2 separate regions of the Homo sapiens genome follow, and region 2 is linked to region 1. Evidence: read pairs that join two places in POLR2A ChIA-PET (ENCODE). Cell type or tissue: MCF 10A. All regions are shown on one strand. Each heading gives the region's core, and the rest is flanking DNA. Links, peaks and the distances in the headings are about the cores only. Region 1 has its middle 350 kb from the start of LINC02661. Region 2 has its middle 420 kb from the start of LINC01435.

Region 1 (2,922 bases), core at 219-2,718:
TACCAGGTTCAAGTGATTCTCCTGCCTCAGCCTCCTGAGTAGCTGATACTACAGGCATGCGCCACCATGCCTGGCTAATTGTTGTATTTTTAGTAGAGATGGGGTTTCACCATATTGGTCAGGTTGGTCTCGAACTCCTGACCTCGTGATCCACCCACCTCGGCCTCCCAAAGTGCTGGGATTACAAGTGTGAGCCACCGCAGCCAGCCAAGAGCTGATTTTATCATGCAATAAAGTTTTCTACATTCATCATCCTTCGGTTTGGCCATGTGACCTCATTCCTCTTGGGCACCAGACAAGCATTTGGGATGCACCACGTGCAGGTGACCCAAAAGGCTGTCACACTGGCCCTTTGCCCTCGCTGGTAGAGGGCAGCCACCCCACATGATGAGGCAAAAGGCCCACTGAGCTGATAACATACTGCTGTCTGTGGATGGTGGAGCTAAGAGAGCATTGTAACACACCCTCTGGGGCCTTGGGGTGGCAGGCACCCCCACCTGGATGCTGCCACGGGGCCTCACAGAGTTGTGCTGGTGCTGAAGCAGTCAGCTGGTTTTTGCACTCCTATGCTCTCACACTCCCTCCTGCAAGGGGTGGAGACTGGAGGACCTGAGTGAACAGAGGTTGCTCCTGCTGGACCACTGGCCAGTTCCTGTGGTCACTCACTCTGGCTCCCTCACTCGTTAGCTTGTACATTCCCTCCTGCAAGGGGTTGAGCAGGGAGGGCTGAGTAAACAAGGCACCCCTGTCATGAGTCCATTGGAGGGGTCAAGAAAATATCCTGCATTAGTACTTACACAAACCTAGATGGTATAGCCTACTACACACCTTGGCTATGTGGTAAAGCCTATTGCTCCTAGGCTAAAAACCTGTACAGCACTTTACTGTAGTAAATACAGTAGTAGGCAACTGTAACACAGTGGTATTTCTGTATCCAAACATTGAAAAGTTACAGGAAAAAAATACAGTATTATAATGCTACAGGACCACTATCATGATGTGGTCCATTGTTGACAGAAATGTCATTATTCAACAGGACTGTAAATGGTTTTTCCTCAACTTAAAGATAAACAGTAGAAATATAGTTAATTTACTTTATCTTGAGATTAAGAACTCAAGATACCTTGTTACAAAGCTCAGGATTCTGTTGGCTTGGGGCTAATCTTCAGTTCATTTGATGGAGTTAAGGTTGCTTTTAGTGATCAAATGTCGCTTGAACTAGGTGGGATACAGAGGGTACAAACTCTGTGATGTTCAAGAGCACAGTACATGATCCACACTCTGAGCTGGTGGCACACAAGTTCAAGCACGAAGTTCAACCCATCAACTACTTAGTGCTTGTCAAGTTGTTTGTGTTTTCTGGGTTTAAATGGTTTCCTCTTGTCATCAATGGTAGAGCATTTATTTTTTTTTCTGTTACGCCTCATTTTTTTTAAAGTTTGTTTCTTGAAGAGAGAAAAGCATTAATTATTCTCTTTTGTAAGTAGAGAGCTTTAAAACACACTGATAGCTGTCTCTCACATAACTGTTAAAATAAATTTGGCATGAGACTGACCTCATGCTTTCATTTCCTAATAACACATTGCATCCTAAGTTGAGTGTATGTTATTGTAAGAAGTGGCTGTGTCTTAATCACAGCAGCTGAGCCTCAGCCAGTCACAGCCTGCTAACTCATCAGACCATGTCCACATAAGGCAAATGACTCACTACACCATGCCCAAATAAGGCCAAGGCTCAGCTGTAATCAGTCAAGCTGTTTCTGTAATTACTTTTTTTTTCTGTCTATAAATACTGCCTACCCATGATGCTGGGTACAGCTTTCTGAACCTCTCCTGGTTCTCAGTGCTGCCTGATTCATGAGATATTCTTTGCTCAGATAAATTCTGCTAAATTTTCTAAAGTTTGTCTTTTAACACTATCAAAATAATTTTATCCTAGATAAAGCACTTCCTTCCCTTAAATAAGATAAGCAACTGTTAACGTTATGGGTGAAAGCATCCCAACATAACAAAGCCAATTATTTAATTGTCTGTAGGTAGTTTACTGTTGAGGCAAGATGTGCTGAACACTGAGTTTCTACATTTAAAAAAATGTTTATACCCATATTGTGTGAGTGTGTATGTGTGTGTGTGTGTGTGTGTGTACGAAAAGGGAGAGAGACAAGGAACTGCCTGAGACAGGGTCTCACTCTGTTGCTCAGGCTGGAGTGCACTGGTGTGAACACAGCTCACCGCAGCCTTGATCTTCTAGGCTCAATCAATCCTACTACCTCAGTCTCCCTCCTGAGTAGCTGGGACTACAGGTACGAACCACCATGTCTGGCTTTTTTTTTTCTTTTTTAGAGACAGTGGTCCCCTATGTTTCCCAGACAGGTCTTGAACTCTTGTCCTCAAGCAATCATCCAGCCGATACCACCTGATTTTTAATACCTTCTCCAGCTATCCCTTTTAATAACATGTTTGTAGGTCTAGGAAAGTTCCAAACCCTTTAGCCTGAATCTTCAGGAGACTTGGAAATAACACTTAGGCAATGAAGAGTCCTTGTCATAGAGTCCATGGCAGGACTTAAGGAACCTAGCAATTGCCTAAAGTCATATGGAAAAGATTTATCAAATGCAAGTAAGCCCTCCTCTCTCTCTCTCTCTGTCTCTCTCTCTCTCTCTCTCACACACACACACACACACACACACACACACACACACCCCTACACAAATGCACAAATATGTTGCTCTGGGGAGAAGATCCACAACTTCCTCAGGAATCCTAAAAAGTTTCCATAAGCAAAAGAGAGTAACAGCCACTGTTCTAGGTCTGGAGACTAACTTACCATGTGACCTTACACAAATCACTTGGCCATACCATACCGCACTTTCCCCTCCTGTCAAATCATAATGATGTAATTATTTTCTGGCAAACCTTCGAA
Region 2 (2,922 bases), core at 153-2,652, 1.4 Mb before region 1:
AAGATTGTGTGTACATAATTGTGGCAATTTCAAAACATGGACACACATTCCTCAATATTCCTTCCATTAAGAGGTGAGATCTATACCCCGAACTATGGATGTATTTATATTAGCTTTTACCAATTGGGTATGGCAGAGGGGCATTATGTAACTTTCATGTGTAAGCCACATAAAACATACAATGACTTCCTTGTTCACTGACAGAGTCATCCTTAGGGCCATGAGCCACGACATAACAAGTCTGTCTACTCTGATGCTTCCAAGCTGGAAAGGTCTCATGTAGGGTCTCCTGACCACAGGTGTAGCTGAACCCAACTTTCCAGCCATCCTCAGAAAGGTGTCAGGCCTATGAGTGAAGCCATTGTGGACTCTCTAGGCCACTCTGTCTGCCAGCCGTATACCAGAAGTGACTTTTGTCAATGCCACATGGAACAGAAGAATCTCTCAGCCAATGCCTGCCTAAATTCTTGATCCACAAAGATGTGAGCTCTAATGAAGTGGTTGTTATTTTACGCTACTAAAATTTCAAGTAGCAGTGATAGGTAACTGGAACAGTGTGTGCCTGTGTGTTTGTGCTAGGAGAGGGGGATACAGGTAATTCTAATGGCCTTGTCCCAGACATAGAAATTAGCTAACAGGGTGCTAAGGGCAGATGACAATCTTGATTTTAGGATGTGGCTCAGAGCCATCCTTGGTTTCTTTTTCTCATCCATCTTGGCTACCTTAGAGCATAGTGGCCTGAGTGGTTTTCAGATCACCTCATTGAGAAGGCTGGGGTCTGTGTAGAGATAAAGAAGTATGCCTTTCTTACTTATTAGAGTTTTAAAAGTTTTTTATTTTTATTTCTTTTTCAATTACCCAGCAGTCAGGAAAAGCATGTTATTAAATTCTGCCTTCAATTGAGATGGCTTAAAAGGACAGATTTTTATTTTTTTCAGTGAAAATGACAGATGCCATGTTTTTCACTACATGGTGTTCCATTTAAAAAGGAGCAGGAATTTAGAGGTTTTTGGCAGGGCCAAATAATAATTACTATTATTATTATTGATAATGCCAAATTATCATTATCATCAGCAGCAGCAGCATCAAATGTCCCAAATAAATTAATCATCAGAAGAAAACAATAAGCCATATAATCACATTTCCTGCTTGTAACAGTGATAATTGCTCCAGAATAAAACCTAGGCTTTGATGATGGCTAATCATTGCTAGTTAGTCTAAATCTCAGAGAAACAACTCTAAATCTCCTTATACTAGGCAATCCAGCTTGAAGCTGAGTAGAAAACACACACACACATACACACACACTCCGTAGTGGCAGCTTTTCTTTGATGGTGATGAAAGCTGACATATGGCATAGGTCCCATGAGACAAATATTTGAAAACTCGATCTGTGCCTTTAAATTGCCTCTGCACACAAGAAACTTAAACCTAAGTAGGGAGACCACTCTTAGACAAATGTCGTAGTCTAGCTTATACTGCTGTAACAGAATACCCAAGACTGGGTAATTTATAAAGAACAGAGGTTTGCTTGCCTTGTGATTCTGGTGGCTGGAAAGTTTAAGATTGCACAGCCGATCTAGTGAGAGCCTCAGGCTGCTTCAATTCACGGCAGAAAGTGAAAGTGGAGTTGCTGTGTGTAAAGAGATCACATGGCAAGAAAGGAAGCAAGAGAGCAAAAACCAAGGAGGCCAGATTCTTTTCTTTTTCTTTTTTTTTTTTTTTTGAGATGGAATTTCGCTCTTGTCACCCAGGCTAGAGTGCAATGGCATGATCTCAGCTCACTGCAACCACCGCCTCCTGGGTTCAAGCAATTCTCCTGCCTCAGACTTCCAAGCGGCTGGGATTACAGGTGCCCACCACCACACCTGGCTAATTTTTGTATTTTTAGTAGAGACGGGCTTTCACGTTGATGGCCAGGCTGGTCTCGAACTCCTGACCTCAAGTGATCCTCCTGCCTCTTCCTTCTAAATTGCTGGGATTACAGGCGTGAACCACCGCACCTGGCCTCAGATTCTTTTTTAACAACTCGTTCTCTTGCAAATGAATCCATTCCTCTGGAGGAAGAACTTACCCCTTTAGGAGAAAGGTCTTCATCTATTCATAGAAAATCCACCTTCATGACCCAGATACCTCTCACTAGGCCCACCTCTCAACTCTGCTACATTGGGGGTCAAATTTCAACATGAGTTTCGTTGGGGACAAACCACATCCAAACATGTAACAACTGGGGAAACAGGCTCATGACTCCTCATACACAGGAAATGCAATCAGTTTTAGGTGCTTTTGTCTTGGTCTGTAGCACTGCCCAACACAGTGTGGGTCATAAGAAAATAGGTTCCATATTCTGGCTTTAATTCCCATCTTGGCCCCCTAGTTTCTGAGCTATCTTAGATATATTTTATCTCTCTAAAACTTTATGTTACTCTCTGTAAAATAAGGACAATGATATGAGCTACCATATGGCATCTTTTTGAAAAGTAAATGGATTTAATGCAGGAGAAGAACTAACCAGTGTCTGACTTAAGTAAATGTCTAATACGTGTTAGGCAAATAAAGATAAAATGGCAAGGATGGATATGATCAGGTGGAGCCCAATAATTCATATGAGAAGCTACCTCTTAGGGTTATGCCAGGTCAGAGCAAAGGAGGCTGTCTGGAATTTGATTGCGAATCTACACAGGCTACTCAAGAGGAGGAAAGAAGCTAGAGACATCTGCAGCAGAGGGGACCAGATGACAAGGAAGGTTTTAAGCAGATGGTGGGATGTAGAGCCTGGAATCATTTCAGATATGACATGTAGTTGGCTGAGGGCACTTCAGGTCCCCTGGCAATTGATCCTAGTAAGGCTAGAGTTTTTTAGGGGTGGCAGTGGAAGGGACATCAAAAAATAAAGATAGCCAGATTTATTTTTCAAAAATT

What was found. Peaks named below come from ENCODE experiments on the same cell type or tissue, not always from the same donor. Only the 100,000 strongest peaks of a DNase experiment are listed, where the experiment ranks them.
Region 2: POLR2A ChIA-PET joins it to region 1 with 6 read pairs; 1 of 35 experiments calls an interaction of 5 or more read pairs at or near these places.

Annotation. Positions count from the first base shown.
Region 1 is chr10:109,060,909-109,063,830 of GRCh38, forward strand. No RefSeq gene overlaps it. Among named protein-coding and RNA genes, the nearest start is that of LINC02661, 350 kb to the left of the region's middle. In MCF 10A, for the core only: no CTCF peak of the experiment used is centred there; a DNase peak (open chromatin) is centred at 1,673.
Region 2 is chr10:107,652,559-107,655,480 of GRCh38, forward strand. No RefSeq gene overlaps it. Among named protein-coding and RNA genes, the nearest start is that of LINC01435, 420 kb to the right of the region's middle. In MCF 10A, for the core only: no CTCF peak of the experiment used is centred there; a DNase peak (open chromatin) is centred at 1,603.